Linked DNA regions of Homo sapiens: region 2 is linked to region 1. A link is an interaction called in ENCODE POLR2A ChIA-PET data of the cell type or tissue named here. Cell type or tissue: PC-9. All regions are shown on one strand. Each heading gives the region's core, and the rest is flanking DNA. Links, peaks and the distances in the headings are about the cores only.

Region 1 (8,344 bases), core at 273-8,272:
GAATATAACTAAACTGCCAAAAAATTTAGTATAGTTGGCTCATGCCATGCGCAGTAGGAAGGCAAGGATGAGGGAGATGAGGTAGGGCCAGTCATGCCCGCAGCTGGGAGTTTGGGTATTATCCCGTGGTGAGGGGAAGGTCTGATAATTTGTGCAATATCTCTGCCTTCCTTCTTCCTGCCACTGTGCCCTCTCCTTCTTCTATTTCAGTCAGATGTGTGCTTGTCATCCCCACCAAATGAGTCAGATGAGATGAGAGTATTAATTTATTTGAGCGGACATATGTCTACATCATTTGGAGAAAAGGCACCAGACCCACTGTGCACTCTCAAATAATGTGATTAGGGCTAGTTTGAAAGCAGCAAACCTCAGCCCCTCCTAATCAGTCCTGCCTGCTCCAGCCCACTCCATTTCTCAGTTTGTCTTCTCAGCAAATTCTTACTTCCTTAACTCTCCACTCCTCAGCCCCTTTTGCCAACTACACGTACATACTTTGCCCATCTTATAGATTTATAACTCTCCTGTTCTTGTAATTTGTTATGGCAAATTATAATATTCACTGGATTTCTATAATGAAGAAGGGATAAATTTTTTTAGAATCTCTCTCCCTTTATGTGGGGGAAGTTACTGTAATATGAAACATGATCCAATCCTAATCTCCTCACATCTTAGATTCATGGAATTCCAAAGGCAAGATTTGGACACAAATTTAGAGACTGTCTTGTCCAAATGCTTTATTTTAGAAACGTCTTTTAGTCTCAGAGAAACTTATCTAAAATTAACAAGCTCTGGAGTTGGAAGCAACAGAGGCACATCCCAGTTCCTTTACTCAAGGGTGGGTATGTAGGGGTGTGTGTGTGTGTGTGTGTGTGTGTGTGTGCGTGTGGCTGTGTGCACATGTATGGGCATTAGAGGGGATGTGTGGTGGCAGGTCCTGGTCTAGACAGGGAAGTGAAGAAGGTCAGCCGCAATCCCACATACCTGGGTTTTGTGGCCGCTGGAACACTCCTGCAGGAGTTGAGACAGCAGAGAATCCAGGCCATCTGGCCACAAACCCAGCAGCAGGGATCCCTTCCCGTCTGCTCGAGGGTTAAGCTTTGCCCTATTCCTGCTCCTTTCAGTCTCGGCTTTTACTGCTTCTGCTACTTCTACGGACGCAGAAGGTTAATAACTTGAAAGAAACCAACTCATCAGTGTTTACAGCTTCTGCTGACTCTCAGTCTTTCATGGTTAAGGTTCCTGACTTCTCGTTCTCTCCGGGGTTCCTTCGGCTTGTGCCCATTGCTAGCTCTCTTTCCTTCTATCTATCCTTCACACCCCTGAAGACAGAGGGACTGGTTGGTTCATTTAGTTTCATAGTTATTTCTTATGGACAAAGTTCTTGTGTCAGCCACTCATGAAGGCTGCCACTGGGCCTGTGGATCAGTTGTCCTGGGGCCCATCCGCCATGACCAGGATGGCCATGGTCTGTCTTCTTCAGAAGGGACTATGGAGATGGCAGGCCCTAACACGTGTCAAACCTCCTCTCCAAGCAGACTCTGTTAGTGACTATTAGTGACTAAGGTGGAGCCTAAATTCAGGCATTCACATACCTCATTCAGTGTTCTCATGAGGCCCGTCCCGCCCGCTCCCTAGTTCTTCATATCTCTTCCTCACCAGCGTCCTGCCTCTTAGCTCCTCATTCCCCTGGGGCATCCTGTTGTTTCCCCTCTACTGCAGAGCAAGGCCCCCTCTCCCAGACCTTGGTAATATTGAACAGGATCTACTTAATTAATTATAACTGAGAATGGCTCACTCTATTTCTTTGGGTATTTATATTTTTAATGATACCTTAAGCTGAACAAATTCTCCTCTAATGTGATATTTCAGACTGCTAGAAGGAAAGAAAGATTTGGGAGGGAGCACATTTCCCCGGACTACTCCAATTATCATATAAACAAACAGTTATTTATTCTCTGTGTCAATCAATGCAGTTCCAAACTTCTATTAAATATCTCACTACCACCTCTATTTCTTGATGATGATTGATAAATTAATGAGTTTTTTTTTTTCACGAGGCACACAGAATAGGGATGTTGGGACTGGCAGAAATAATCACATTTTATGCTCTGAAAGAGGCTCAGAAGATACAAAATAAAGGACAAGAAAATCTTTTTATAAGGGGGAAATGTTTCTAATTTAAGGATTCTTAAACTTGCCATCACCCATTGCACTAAAGCAAAGCTAAGCTGTCATTCACATATCTGGAATTAGTTCTGTATTCTCAGGGAGTTATTCTTTAGTCAATAATTATTACCCTAGTGTCTACTATAGACTGGGTGATATTCAAGAAACGTCAATTAGTATCTTATGCTGAGTAAGGAGCAGCCATGGAGATACCCATTGTAAATATTTTTATTTTTACGTTCATTTGCATTTGTCTTAACTGAAATAGAGAATATGTTTATGTACATATGTGGGTATATATTTATTAATAGTCTATTTATCTTAACTTCAAGTTATATTAGCAAGATTTTTATATAACTAAACATGTAAAAAGATGTCATCCTCAAAAGATAGTATTCTAATGACTATATAATATTCTATCATTTCAATAGACATGATCATTCCCCCCGTTAATACCAGGGTTGTTCTAATATTTTCACTATTGCAATGATGCTACAATTATCCTTCTACATAAATCATTATTTACATTGATTATTATTCCTTAGAATATATTCCCAGATCTGGAAGTACTGGGCCAAAAAGCATGAAGGTTTTTAAAGTAAGAAAGTTATCTTTGATGTTAGTTGTAAAGAAGCTGCAATGGCAGACATAGAAGCAATGCCAGAACCCTCTTCTCAAGTCTGGAGAAAAATGCATTAGTAGTATTGAGTTTTCTCCATCATGGGAAGGAAACCTACTTTTAAGAAGTGACTTCCAGCTCACGCCTATAATCCTGTAATCCCAGCACTTTGGGAGTCTGAGGAGGGTGGATCACCTGAGGTCAGGAGTTCAAGACCAGCCTGGGCAACATGGTGAAACCCCATCTCTGCTAAAAATACAAAAATTAGCCGGGCCTGGTGGTAATCCCAGCTACTTAGGAGGCCGAGGAATGAGAATGGCTTGAACCCAGGAGGCAGAGGTTGCAGTGAGCTGAGATTGTGCCATTGCATTCCAGCCTGGGAGACAGAGTGAGACTCCATTTCAAAAAAAAAAAAAAAGAAGTGATTTTCGCTTTAGCCTACACTTTTTTGTTCAAGAAACATGTAACTGGGGTTTGGAATCCTTTAATATCATTAACCACATTTCATTGTCACATTAACAGTATTCTCCTGTCAGTGGACTCTATCTACTCTTAGAATAAAATCCCAAGGCCTTTCCTGACTTGAAACATCCACATAATCTGGCCCCTGCCTGCGTTTCCAGCCATGTTGTGACATTCTCTCCTTCCTTACTCTGCAACCACACACTCTTCCTTCAGTTCCCGAGTGTGCAACCTCTCTCAAAGGCCTTAGTCTAGTCATTTCTCTCTGTCTGGAATGTTTTCCCCTCATGCTCTTTACATGGTCTAGCTCTTTCTTTTCCTACAGAACTCAAGTATTTTTTCTCTTTTCTTTTTTCTTTTTTTTTTTTACATTTCAGTAGCTTTTTGGGAACAGGTCGTGGTTGGTTACATGAATAAGCTTTTTAGTGGTGATTCCTGAGATTTTGGTGCACCCAGGACCCGAGCAGTGTACACTGTACCCAGTGTGTAGTCTTTTATCCCTCACCACTCCTATCCTTCCCCCTGAATCCACAAAGTCCATTGTATCATTCTTATGCCTTTGCATCCTCATAGCTTAGCTCCCACTTATGAGTGAGAACATACTATGTTTAGTTTTCCATTCCTGAGTTACTTCACTTAGAATAATGGTCTCCAATTCCATCCAGGTTGCTGCAAATGCCATTATTTTGCTTGTTTTTAAGGCTGAGTAGTATTTTATGGTAGATGTATGTGCCACAATTTCTTTACCCACTTGATTGATGGGCATGTGAGCTGGTTCCATATTTTTGCAATTGCAAATTGTGCTGCTATAAACATGCATGTGCAAGTATCCTTTTAGTATAATGACTTCTTTTCCTCTGGGTAGATACCCAGGAGTAGGATTGCTGAATCAAATGGAAGTTCTACTTTTAGTTCTTTAAGGAATCTCCAGAGTTTTCCACAGTGGCTGTACTAGTTTACATTCCCACCAGCAGTGTAAAAGTGTTCCCTTTTCACTGCATCCATGCCAACCTCTATTATTATTTGATTTTTGGATTATGGTCATCCTTGCAGGAGTAAGGTGGTATCACATTGTGGTTTTGATTTGCATTTCCCTGATCATTAGTGATGTTGAGCATTTTTCATGTTTGTATATGTTTGTTTTTTGCAAATTATCCATTCGTGTCCTTAGCTCACTTTTTGATGGGATTGTTTGGTTTTATCTTGCCGATTTATTTGACTTCCTTGTAGATTCTGGATATTAGTCCTTTGTCAGATGTATGGATTGTGAAGATTTCTCCCAGAGTAAACATGTCTGTTTACTCTGCTGATTGCTTCTTTTGTTGTGCAGAAGCTTTTTAGTTTGATTAAGCCCCATCTCTCTATCTTTGTTTTTGTTGCATTTGCTTTTGGATTCTAGGTCATGAAGTCTTTGACTAAGCCAGTGTCTAGAAGGGTTTTCCCCATGTTATCTTCTAGAATTTTTATGGTTTTGGGTCTTAGATTTAAGTCTTGAATTGAATTCAGGATCCATCTTGAATTGATTTTTGTATAAGATGAGAGAGGAGAATCCAGTTTCATTCTTCTACTTGTGGATTGCCAATTATCCCAGCACCATAAACTCTGAAATCCCTGGAGACCAACACAGTGACTAGCATGTAGTAGTAGGCACTTGATAACTATTTGTCATTACATTTCTAGTGAATTTTACCAGTTGTGGCACTGGGACAAAGTGTCCTATAAGATGAGATATTCAATCTAAAGCCAGATTTTAAGGGAGAAACTTGGCCTTCAGGCCCAAGGTTGAAGTTGATCTGCATTACCTGATGTAGTAGCTAAACAATGTTCCCCAAAAGACATCCATGTCCCAATTCCCAGAACCTTTGAATATCTCAGAATGAAACACTGAGGTTTGCTTGGCCAAACAGCCAGTCAACAACCCACCCCAGGGTTGGGGTAGCTGTGACCTAGGTGTAAAGGCCTGAACTCCAATTTTTAAGTGCTTGTCTCAGAAGAAGTCTGAACTGCAGAAGGCACAGCATCCACTAAAGCCCAAATAAAGCCAGCAGAAGAACCTTTGTGATTACATTTACGGCCCACTGGATAATCCAGGATAGTCCCCCCATCTCAAGGCTCTTTACTCAGTTATACCTGCAAAGTCTCTTTGGCCATATAAGATCAGATGCTCAACTCAAATCTGGGTATAAATCTGAAATGGACCTCAATATGTGCTCTCTGTGAGCTGGTTGTTAGAGAGTGGCCTAGAGTAATTGAAACAATATAGATGATGGCATCAGCCTTTGGTTTGAATCTGAGATTAGGCATTTACTAACTAGCTGGGTAGCCTTGGACCAGTCATCTAACCTACCTGAGGTGTAGTTTTCTTATCTGACAAATGTCAGTAATATCTACCATACAAGATAGTTGTGGAGATTAGAAAGTCTATTAATAATGTGCTGAGTACATAGTAGCTTTGTAAAGTGGTGATTATTATTATTACTGGGGTCTCTTCCAGAAAACCATTGCCAGAGTCATGGATCAGGGACTAAGATTTGTTTTAGGTTGGTGTGCCTGCTCCCCAACCCCAAATACCAAAGAAAGAAGCAGATATCAGAAAGGGAGGTACTAAGGGATTATGTCCATTACTGTGCCCCCTCCCCTACTCCCAGTCTCAAACCCTGTTCATTACCATCAGGCAAACCATAAAATAGGAAATGTGTGTATTTCCCCACCTGGTAGAAAGCCTATGAAACTTCTGTTCAAAAAGTTACCTTTCAGTCCCATTTTCTTCACCTCTAAAATAAGGTTAATAATGGTACCTCCCATACAAGGTTATTGTAAATACAGAAATTAGATAATGCGTGTAAAACACATACCAAGGAACCTGGTGTAAGGTAACTGCTTGATAAATGTCAGCTGTTGCTGTGGTGGTAGTGGCAATGGAATCCCAGAGGTGCTAATAATGAGGAGGAGGATGGTGATGATGATGATTCAATGAGAGTGGCTTCCTGGTTAAATTCAGCAGACACCTTGGCAATTGACAGCTCTCACATGGCCTTAAGGCAGAAAATTCTCTCTCTTTCTCTCTCTCTCTCTCTCTCTCTCTCTCTCTCCCCTTAAAACAACACAAATTTATTCTCTTACAGTTTTAGGGGTCAGAAATTTGAAATCGGTCTTATTGGGCTACAGTCAAGGCATAGGCTGGACTGCATCCTGCTGGAGGCTCTAGGGGAGAATCCATTTCCTTGCTTTTTTCAGCTTCCAGAAGCCACCTACATTCCTGGATTCATAGCTTTCCTCCTCTGTCTTCAAAGGGCATCACTCTTATTGCTGCGTCCATCAACACATCTTCTTCTTCCTTTGACCTTCTGTCCCCTGTCTTATAAGGACCCTTGTGATTACATTTATAGCTCACTAGATAACCCAGGATAATCTCATCTCAAGATCCTAAGTTCAGTTACACCTGCAAAGTCTCCTCAACTCAGTTACACCTGCAAAGTCTCCTTGGCTATATAAAGTAACATTCACGGGATCTGGCCATTTAAGATGTGAATATTTTAGGGGGAGGTTATTCAGTTTACCATAACCATCCATGGTCTGTTCCCACTTCCACACTTCCTCAGGTAGACTTCAAAATCTGTCTTTGTGAATCTTCCACTGCATACACCCTTAACACCCTTGCCCTGTCCCCTTTCTGTTATAAGCTTCACCCCTGTGTAACCTAGCCCTCCACCTCCTACATGTCTGCACCCAGGCAGCTCAACAAGTCTGGACTGAAACACAATTGTGCTAGTGGGTCCCACCTGACATTTTAAACCCCAGCTCTCAGGCAGGCTCTCAGTGCTAAGGCAGAATTCTTGACATAGGCAGGGCACAGACAGGCTGGGGTGAGGTAGAATAATTCAGGCTTGAGATAATTCACAAAGCCAATGAATGACAGATAGGAAGGGTTAAACAGGGGTAAGAAAATTCTACCTGGATTTAAAAAATGAATTTTGAGGAACATTTGCCCTGATTGTGAAGACTTTGTGTGTGAAGACTTCTTGGTGATGAAATTCTAAGGCAAAGTGAAAAAATTGTGCAGCCAGCCCAAAACAAAGGAATCAATTCTAAGTCTGCTAAGAAGCTTGTGGGAAAAGGTCTTGTAAGTACAGGGCTTAACTTAATGGGGGAAGACAGAAAATGGTAAGATAAACACAGAAGGAAAAAATGTAATGCCAGGTAGAGAAAAATGCTGATAAAGGCAAAATAGGAAAGTGGATGGAGAATGACAGGGATTGCTATTTTAGAAGGGGGGCCAGAGAGGGCTTCTCTGAAGTGATGGCTGTGAGTGGAGGATACAATGAAGGAGTGAGAAAGGAGATTGGCAGGCAGAGAGAACAGCAAGTGCAAAAACCCTCAAGGCAGGGTTTGCTTGGCAAGTTTAAGGAACAGCATGGAAGTCAGTGTAGCTGGAGCAGAGGGAGCATGGAAGGGAGTGATACGTGAAGTTGGAGGGGATTCCAGAGGTCACACCATGGAGGGGCTTTGAGGACTTCTCGTCATTGTTTGGCTGCTCCTTTGATGGGGGAGACATGCCCTTCTCCCTGTATCCACCGAGAGTCATACTGCATTCAGCAATAGCCTGCTCATGTGTTACCTCTGCCAAGAAGCCCACTGGTTTCTCCTAGAGGCATTACTGACAGGCCTCCTGCATTCTCCCCTGGCTCTGGGAGTATGTGATGGAAAACCAAGTGTTTTTCTTACACACCCAATATAGAATACGTCACCTCTGGTCACCAAAATGTGTGTGGGGATTTTTTTTCTCACACACCAAAAGCAATTTTCCAGTGAACACTGTTAAAGCAAACTAAATATGGGCTGAGAAGGACTCCGTAATTTTATATTTGAGACCTGGTGGATGAACTGTAACCTTATTAAGATAAGCAGACAAGTTGAAAACCTAACTTAGGACTATGTGCCTGTAACAATAGCTGAGTCTTGGCCAATCCCAGAGGCCATATTTCAACCACTCGTAGACTGCTAAGTGTTCAAACTGTGTTCAAATAAAGCAAACACCAATCTGTAACCAATCCAGCTGTTTCCGTACCTCACTTCTGATTTCTGTATGTCACTTCC
Region 2 (8,344 bases), core at 230-8,229, 66 kb before region 1:
TGAAGTCTTGATCTGTCACCCAGGCTGGAGTGCAGTGGCATGATCTCGGCTCACTGTAACCTTTGCCTCCCGGGTTCAAGTGATTCTCTTGCCTCAGCCTCCCGAGTAGCTGGGATTACAGGTGCGTGCCACAATACCCCAGCTAGTTTTTGTATTTTTAGTAGAGATGGGGTTTCACCCTGTTGGCCAGGCTGGTCTCAAACTCCTGACTTCAAGGGATCCGCCTGCCTCGGCCTCCCAAAGTACTGAGATTACAGGCGTAAGCCACCAAGCCCAGTCGTTGCTTTGGCTTTATTTTGTTTTTTATTTTTCCCTAGGTCTTTTGAATTTTGGGGAAAAATTTTAATATATTAAGTTTTGGCCATTAAGGGCTTAAATAATGTTGAATTATAATTAGCTGCACAAGTAAATCTGTGGGTTTCTTTTTTTCTGCCTCACTTCAAATCAGCCTGATAAGGAATGTATCTTTCTCCAAACATTCCTCATTTTGCAGGTTCCCATTCCCAGAGTTAGCTTAGAGATTTTTCTAATTGAGGAGGTAGCTTAGAGATTTTTCTTTCCTAATGTATGTTTTGAGATTTTCCTCTTTGCTGATGTGTGGATTTAGTCTATAAATTTCCCTCTCGGCATTGCTTTAACTGTATCTTACACATTTTGATATGTTGTATTTTCATTTTTATTCGGTTGAATTAAAAAAAATTCTCTTTAGAATTCTTCTTCATACAAGTATTATTTAGAAGTGTGTTGTTTAGCATTTAGATGTTTGGCGATCTTTCTGCTATTATTCTGTTATTGATTTCTAGTTTGATTCTATTGTGGAGAACACACTCTATATAATTTTAATTGTTTTACATTGCCAAATAGTATTTCACTGAAAGAATATACCACATTATGTTTATCCATTCATCAGCTGATGAATGTTTGCATGTCATATGGTAGTGAATTTGGAATCATGTAAATGTTTTACGAATTCTAAAAGAAAAAGAAAAAAGTAATTTCTAAAATTTAAAACATTTTAGAAATTCCTAAATTCCTAAGTTCCTAAATTTGTTGTGGTGAGGGTTGCACAACTTTACATTAAAAAACATTAAATTGAGTAAGTTGTATAGTATATGAATTCCTTATCAATAAAGCTGCTATGAAAAAAGTGGAGTGGGATATAGGAGATCACACCTGCAATCCTAGAGCTTTGGGAGGCCAAGGTGAAAGGATTGCTTGAGGCCAGCTTGAAGTTTGAAACTAGACCAGGCAACACAACAAGACCCTGTCTCTACCAAAAAAAAAAAAAAAAAAAAAATTAGCTGAGTGTGGGTTGCTTGCCTGTATTTCCAGCAATTCTGGAGGCAGAAGTGGGAGGATCACTTGGAGCCCAGGAGTTCAAGGCTGCTGTGAGCTAAATTTTTGTTTATGTTAAAAATTATTTACAAAATTATCTTGGGCCAATGTATAATATCTGGATTCCTGCTAGAATTCAAAGAGCTCAAAACTTTGCGAAATTTTAAAGCAGGATGTGTTATTCTATTTTGGGGACTCTGTTATCTGCCATTAATCCACATGTCTATTTTTACCAAGATGTCAAATCTTAGGGATTTATTATGACCTCAGAACTGAAGTGCTAGTAGAAAGTTAGCTTTTTAAAACATGCAGCTTGTGGAAGATGCATGACTAAGGAAATAACTAAATCTCTTAAGATAACAATTTTCAGATGATTCTACATCCCCCAGAATCTCTTATCTGATTTAAGTTCCTTAGTAAATCAAAATATTTGTTCTTAGGTTGACAACAAACTTGGAGGGTTTCAACACATGAGATCTTAAATAGCTCTGGGACACTCCAGATTATGTGAAGCAAAACAAAACAAGATAAAAAATAACTACAATGTCCCCAGGGTGTTATAAAATTATAAAAGGAGCTTTTATTTGCTTAGTTATATATTTCTGACTAACCCTATTTACAGAAATAATTCTGAAAGCAGCATTTATGACCTGCTGAGACATCATACAAATATGACTCAAGTATTATGCCAAAGGCTCTTGATTTCAGTTTGTTATCAGGAATTTAAGTGCTTTTTAAAAATTTTTTCTTGGCAGCTATTGCTCTTGCTGATACCATCATGGCTGCCATCTCTTCCACCTGCTCCTCCCTCTTGATTAAGTTGTGTGTGTGTATGATTTGAGGAGATGGTGAAAGCAAAGCATTGTGCTGGGTCCCCTTAATAACAGCTTAGTAACAAATACAAGGCATCTTTATCCTAGATGGAGTTTCATGGACCTCCTGTCTGTTGTGCTCAATGTAATCTAAAAAAGTATTCTTGAGGAAGCTTAGGAACATGTCTTAGGCATTCACATGTTTAATAATTAACTCTCTTCCTCTTCTCTACACCCATATGACAAAGCAAAATTTGTAAATCATTTTAACTGAGTAATTGAGAATGTATGTAAGACATTCTTAAGTGACATAGGCCTTGCTCTGTCTCTCCACAGAGCTCCTAGGTAGGATCACCATAGAAAGCGCCTTGTTAGATTCCATCCTCATCTGTTTTTTCCTGCTGTAACCAAATACCACAGACTGGACAATTTATAATGAACAAAAATTTATTGGCTCCCAGTTCTGGAGGCTATGAAGTCCAAGACTTAGGGGCCAGAATTTGGCAAGGGTCTTCTTGCTATGTCATTTCATGGCAGAGGGCAAAGCGATGGCAAGAGATAGAGAAAGGGGTCAAACTCATTTCATAAGGAAGCCACTGCTGTGATAACAAACCCACTCTCATGATAATGGCATTAAAAAATTCATGAGGGTAGAGCCTCATGACCTAATCACCTCTTAAAGATCTCCCCTCTCAACATCTCTACACTGGGGATCAAGTTACCAACAGGTGAACTTGGGGGTCACATTCGAACCATAGTCAATCCCTATGACCTAGAGTGTATATGGTCCTTAGGAATGGAGACTGAGCAGGTGATATTAATTAGTAAGCAAAGTATTTGAATGTCTCTTAAAGATTGGCATTTCTTAGTATTTTCCTGCCACCTTCTTTCCCTCAGCACATTCATTTTAATAGTTTCAGTATCTATCTATATGTTGATGACTGTCAATTATATAATTTCAATGCAAAACTCTTTCCTGAGATACAGATTTATATAATCAAATAACTATTCGTCTTAGTTAGTTTGGGTTACTATAATAAAAATGCCATAGAATAGGTGGCTTAAACAATTTAAATTTATTTCTCACAGTCCTGGATACTGAGAAGTCCAAGATCACTGTGACAGTCTATTTGGTGCTGTTAGGACCTGTCTCCTGGCTTGCAGATGATCACCTTCCTGGTGTATCCTCACATGAGACAGAGATCATCTGTCTTGTCTCTTTTTTTTTTTTTTTTTTTTTTTTTTTTTGAGACAGGGTCTTGCTCTGTTGCCCAGGTTAGAGTACAGTGGTGTAATCATGGCTCACGGCAGCCTTGATCTCTCAGGCTCGGATGATCCTCTTGCTTCAGCTTCCCAAGTGGCTGGGACATGGCCATGTGCCACCACACCTGGCTAATTTTTTGAAATTGTTATTTGTAGAGATGAGGTCTCCCTATATTGCCAGGCTGATCACAAACTCCCGGCCTTATATGATCCTTGCATCTTAGCCTTCCAAAGTGCTGGGATTACAATGTGAGCCACCATGGCTGGCATCTGTTTCTTCTTATAGGGACACCAGTCTCATTAATGAGGGCTCTCCCTTCATGACCTAATTATCTTTGAAAGGCCTCACCTTCAAATAGGGAATTAGGCTTCAACATATGAATTTTGAGGAACACAAACATTCAGACCCTAGCATTGTTAGACAGCTCATCTTGGATATCATGTAGCAACCCTACAGAATTTATCATTGCTTTCCTTCCTTCCCAAAGTGCTAATGCTTTAGAAGGTGTTTCTTATCCTACTAGATGACACAACCATCCACTCAATTTCTCAAAGCAGATATCAGAATTTACATCTTCTTTCCTGCATCATTTCACCACCATATACATCCATTCACTTTCTTCCTCAATATATCCAGAATTCATCTAATTCTTTTCATGTCTGCTGCCAGTGCCTTTATCTTCACTGCCACTCTAAACGTCTTCTTAGACTTCTCCTGGCCTCTGGTCCTGCCCCTTTCTACTTTCTAACTGCAGTTAGAAAGGTCTTTCTAAAACACAAATTTCGTCCCCCGCTTGGCCTCTCCCACAGGTCCTTTATTGCCTTCTAAATAAACATCCACTCTGGGATCTGAAATTCTCACTGCCCTTTACGCTGTCTGGCCCTCTGCCCAGTTTCACCCACCTCACTCTTAACCTTAAGGTTTGAATCTACTACTTCCTTTGGGAAACATTTCCTGAATTCCTCAGACCAGGTGAGCTACTCTTCTGTTCCCACAGCTTGTCGTACTTATCCTTTATAACACTCATACTATTTTATGTTTACTTGTCTGTCTTCTTTATTAGACAAGTTCCTTGTTATAGGGAACTTTGTCCAGTTCAGCATTGCAATACAACTACCCAGTAGGTGTTCTGTAAATATTTATTAAATGAATGACTAAACGGATCCACCTCAACAAAATCATCAGCATGATAAATAGTATGCGTTTGTACCCTATAGCTACAGCATAAAACATGAAATAGGAAAATTTTACCAGTATGATTTTGTGATGCTGAAGAACAGAATTGTGAGCCATGAATGGCAACATATGATTCTTGCTATACTCAGAAAGAATTGAAATGAAGCATACAAAGCATATGGGATGATTTATACATTCATTAACAAACAAGTAATGAGGCCCTACTGCGTGCCAGGCCTTGTAAGGGCCTTTGGAAGTATGAAGACGAGTAAGACCTGGTGACTGTTCAGCAGGAGTTCAAAGTTGAGTGGATGATAGATTCATAGAACACTAAAGCTGGAGGAAACAGAAAGGAAATTCAATCTAGCCCCCGGATTTTACAAAGACATGGATGATTTCTACAATGCCTTCCAAATTACTCAATAATTATATAAAAAGAAAATGTTTTTCCTTTAAACACCAACACTTTTCCCCACCTCCAATTAATCTGTGTCCTTAAAAAGGAGCACTGTATCAGTGCGATTGAGATCACAGCCAACATAAGCTCATCTTAGAAGGAAAAAAAAATGTATGATTTGTCAAAGCTGCCTGGAAGGGAAAATTTCTGTTTAAAATCCTGGCATTGGGCCAGGTGCGGTGGCTCATGACTGTAAGCCCAGCACCTTTGGAGGCCGAAGTGGGTGGATAGCTTGAGCCCAGGAGTTTGAGATCAGCCTAGGCAACACGACAAAACCCAGTCTCTGCAAAAAAAATAGAAAAAATTAGCCAGGCATGGTGGTGCATGCCTGTAGGCCCAGCTACTTGGGAGGCTGAGGCAGGAGGATCACTCGAGCCTGGAAGGTTGAGGCCTCAAGGAGCTGTGATCACGCCACTGTTTGCACAATAGAGCAAGACCCTGTCTAAAATAAAATAAAATAAAATAAAAATCCTGGCATCATAAATGCTTTAGGAAAAAAAACCTGTCTGCATAAAAGAATTCAAAATGATCGTTAATTAAACTCATCAAGCTATGTTTGCAGGATATGGAAAGAATTTGATTACACAACCATTTGACACAGGTATCTCATTGACCAGAAACTGGTTTTAAGAGTCTACCTCAGTTAGGGTAGTATTATTAAGTTTGAATTGGTTTTTTAATGAACATTTTAGGACTTTCAGTAAAATGACCATTGTGCACATTTTGATGTGTTGAAGTCAGTCAAAGATAGGCCAACTGGTTTTCCCCAGGTGAGATATGAGGAGGTGGATGGTCAAAGGTTGTTTTTCTTGGATGAAACAGGGCTTATTCACGGGGTGTGTGCTGCACCATGGAGACGAGAGTAAGGCAGCCTAGAATTAAAAGGTTGAAAATATCCACATCTTCAAGTCAGAAAACTAAAAATGTTCACTTTATGGAGGACAACTGGTACCTTAAATATCTTGATTTCACTCACATGCCACCTGTTTCCTGGAGCTCTGAACAACCATAGGTGGGGCCTCACACATGCTATTTTTACATTTAGAGGGTCATTGACCTTAAGAGACATCACACGTGCAGAAAGTTATAGTGTGGAGTTTAAATAGATTGGTCATTGATGATGGTTGCTGCATAATCATACTATTACATATGCACACATATACATATTACTATTACATATACATTATTACTTATATACGTTACCATTACAAACACATATTACTGTTATATATGTATGTTACCTATGTATAGATACATGTACATTATTACCTATACATATTACTCATATATACATACATGTACATTATTTTAACTACTGATAGCAATTTTAGTAACAAATCAGAGCTATCCCTCAATCAAACTTGGGACATGATTTTCCCTGCCTTTTTGATTTTATAGTTAGTGAGAGGAGAAAAAAATAGTTTTTAGCAGAGTGACAGTGATACTGTTTCTTCAAGTAGAAAAGTCAAAAGTTCCATCTCATTTCAGAAATGCAGACGGCTTTTCATTTATATGTTGATTTCATGTGATCTGGAATGCAACGGAATTTAAATTAGACATGCTCATGGAAGAGAGAACAAAACACCCTGCATTTTCTAATTATATAAGCACTGAGGCTTGGATGATAGATGATGGGAAAAAACTCTCTAGGCAGAAATTGTGATGTGATTTCTTATTGCTCACAGCACTTATTACCTTACACATGTATGCTGAAACTTGTGCCTTCTTTCCTTCTATTATTGAATCCAGTCATTTTTCCTCTGCTATTCTCTACTTTTTTCATGCATATGAGGTTTATTTTCCTGTCTCAACTGTCAGGCTTCTAGAGATTAAGGACTAACAATACATTGAAAAAAATGATAACTTACTTTATTCTTACGTGTTGCATTTGAGGCTGTTTACTATTTTATGCAATCATAGAAATATGTATGATTTTGAATCTGTTTACAAGTATAATTCTCTCAGATTTGGAACTATTACCCCAGTTTTCTAATTGGGGAAACAGAGGCTTACTGTGCATATATAACTTGCCCAAGTTCTCACTGCTGATCTGTAGTGAGGCCAGGATTAGAAGCCAGAGTTTCACTCCAGAGCCTGTATTCTTTCCTCCATCACACACTCCCTCTGTAAGCTCTACACTTTCTCCCCTAGCCTCAACAACCTCAACATTTAACAGAGGACTCAACCGATGGCGATTAGTCTACAGATGCTTGTGGAATTGAGGCGCACCCTAATGTAAACTTCTTCACTATATAAAGTGGACAGGCCTTCAAAGGAAGCGGAAAACAAAGCGGACACATGAACAAAAAGGTGTCACCTGGGACCTAAACACCACACATTGCTTTCCTCAACACTTCCAGCCCAAAGGAGGAAAGACTTCAAAATTAATTCTGCATAAGTGGGAAAAAGAACTCAAAGCAAATATTGCCAACTGACTTGAGAGACAGCTAGGAGAGGATTTGGCTCCAACTGAGCAGACACTCAATTTTGGCATCCATCCAGCTCAGAACTAAGGTCAGTTGTTTAAAACTGGGTCTCAAGAAAAGCCTGAGTGTCGCAAGTGATTATCTTCAAACTTCCCCGACATCTCGGGGGACCCAGTATTAGATTTAGAGTGCTTTCCCTGAGAGTATTTGCATAAGCATTGATGAGCCTTGTTCCCAGTTTGGTTTTTATATTTGCAGGGTTTACTCCAGTGCACCATAGCACCAAGTTTTCCCAGGACATTTAAAAATCTCATTTCTCTACAGCAACACTTCCTTGTTTGTGTTCCTCTTGCACATCCTTCTTGGGGCACACAAGCCATCATTCTCGTTGTTCTTAAGGAGGCAGTCAATTATGGATTTTTATAATTAGGATTCTGAAACATGACATTTGAGACAGGCCTCCTTTCAAACAGAGATCCCTAGGGCATAATCTAATTACCAACAAGGTACAATGCCCACAGTCTTGCAAAGAACTCTGGAGTAAAGGCTCTATGTTGACCCAAGTCATTAATAATAGATCATTAGCTCTTGAGCCAGCATTTATTGAACACCACGGAGTGTCAGATGTGCCGCAGGATGGTAACAAAAGAATGAAGATTCTCGAAGGATTCCCCCAGTGGGTGGGTGAGACCAATTTCCCATCTGGTTGTGGTGAAGCAATGGGGTTACCAGGGTCTACTCCATTCACATTCCAGTAAATATGAACAGGTCCCGTCCACCCTTCTACAAGAAGGGCAGCAAGTTTCCTGAGAAGGCAGAGTTGAGAGAATGCTAATTGTAAAGCATGAGGAAGAAGAGAAAAGAGCAGGTATGA

Evidence for each region. Peaks named below come from ENCODE experiments on the same cell type or tissue, not always from the same donor. Only the 100,000 strongest peaks of a DNase experiment are listed, where the experiment ranks them.
Region 2: POLR2A ChIA-PET joins it to region 1 with 12 read pairs; 4 of 35 experiments call an interaction of 5 or more read pairs at or near these places.

What each region holds. Positions count from the first base shown.
Region 1 is chr6:47,335,653-47,343,996 of GRCh38, reverse strand. No RefSeq gene overlaps it. Among named protein-coding and RNA genes, the nearest start is that of TNFRSF21, 30 kb to the right of the region's middle. RefSeq lists an enhancer at 4,307-4,808. In PC-9, for the core only: no CTCF peak of the experiment used is centred there; no DNase peak of the experiment used is centred there.
Region 2 is chr6:47,401,504-47,409,847 of GRCh38, reverse strand. No RefSeq gene overlaps it. Among named protein-coding and RNA genes, the nearest start is that of CD2AP, 72 kb to the left of the region's middle. In PC-9, for the core only: no CTCF peak of the experiment used is centred there; DNase peaks (open chromatin) are centred at 1,857, 2,417 and 4,387; H3K4me3 peaks cover 631 bases; H3K27ac peaks cover 4,949 bases.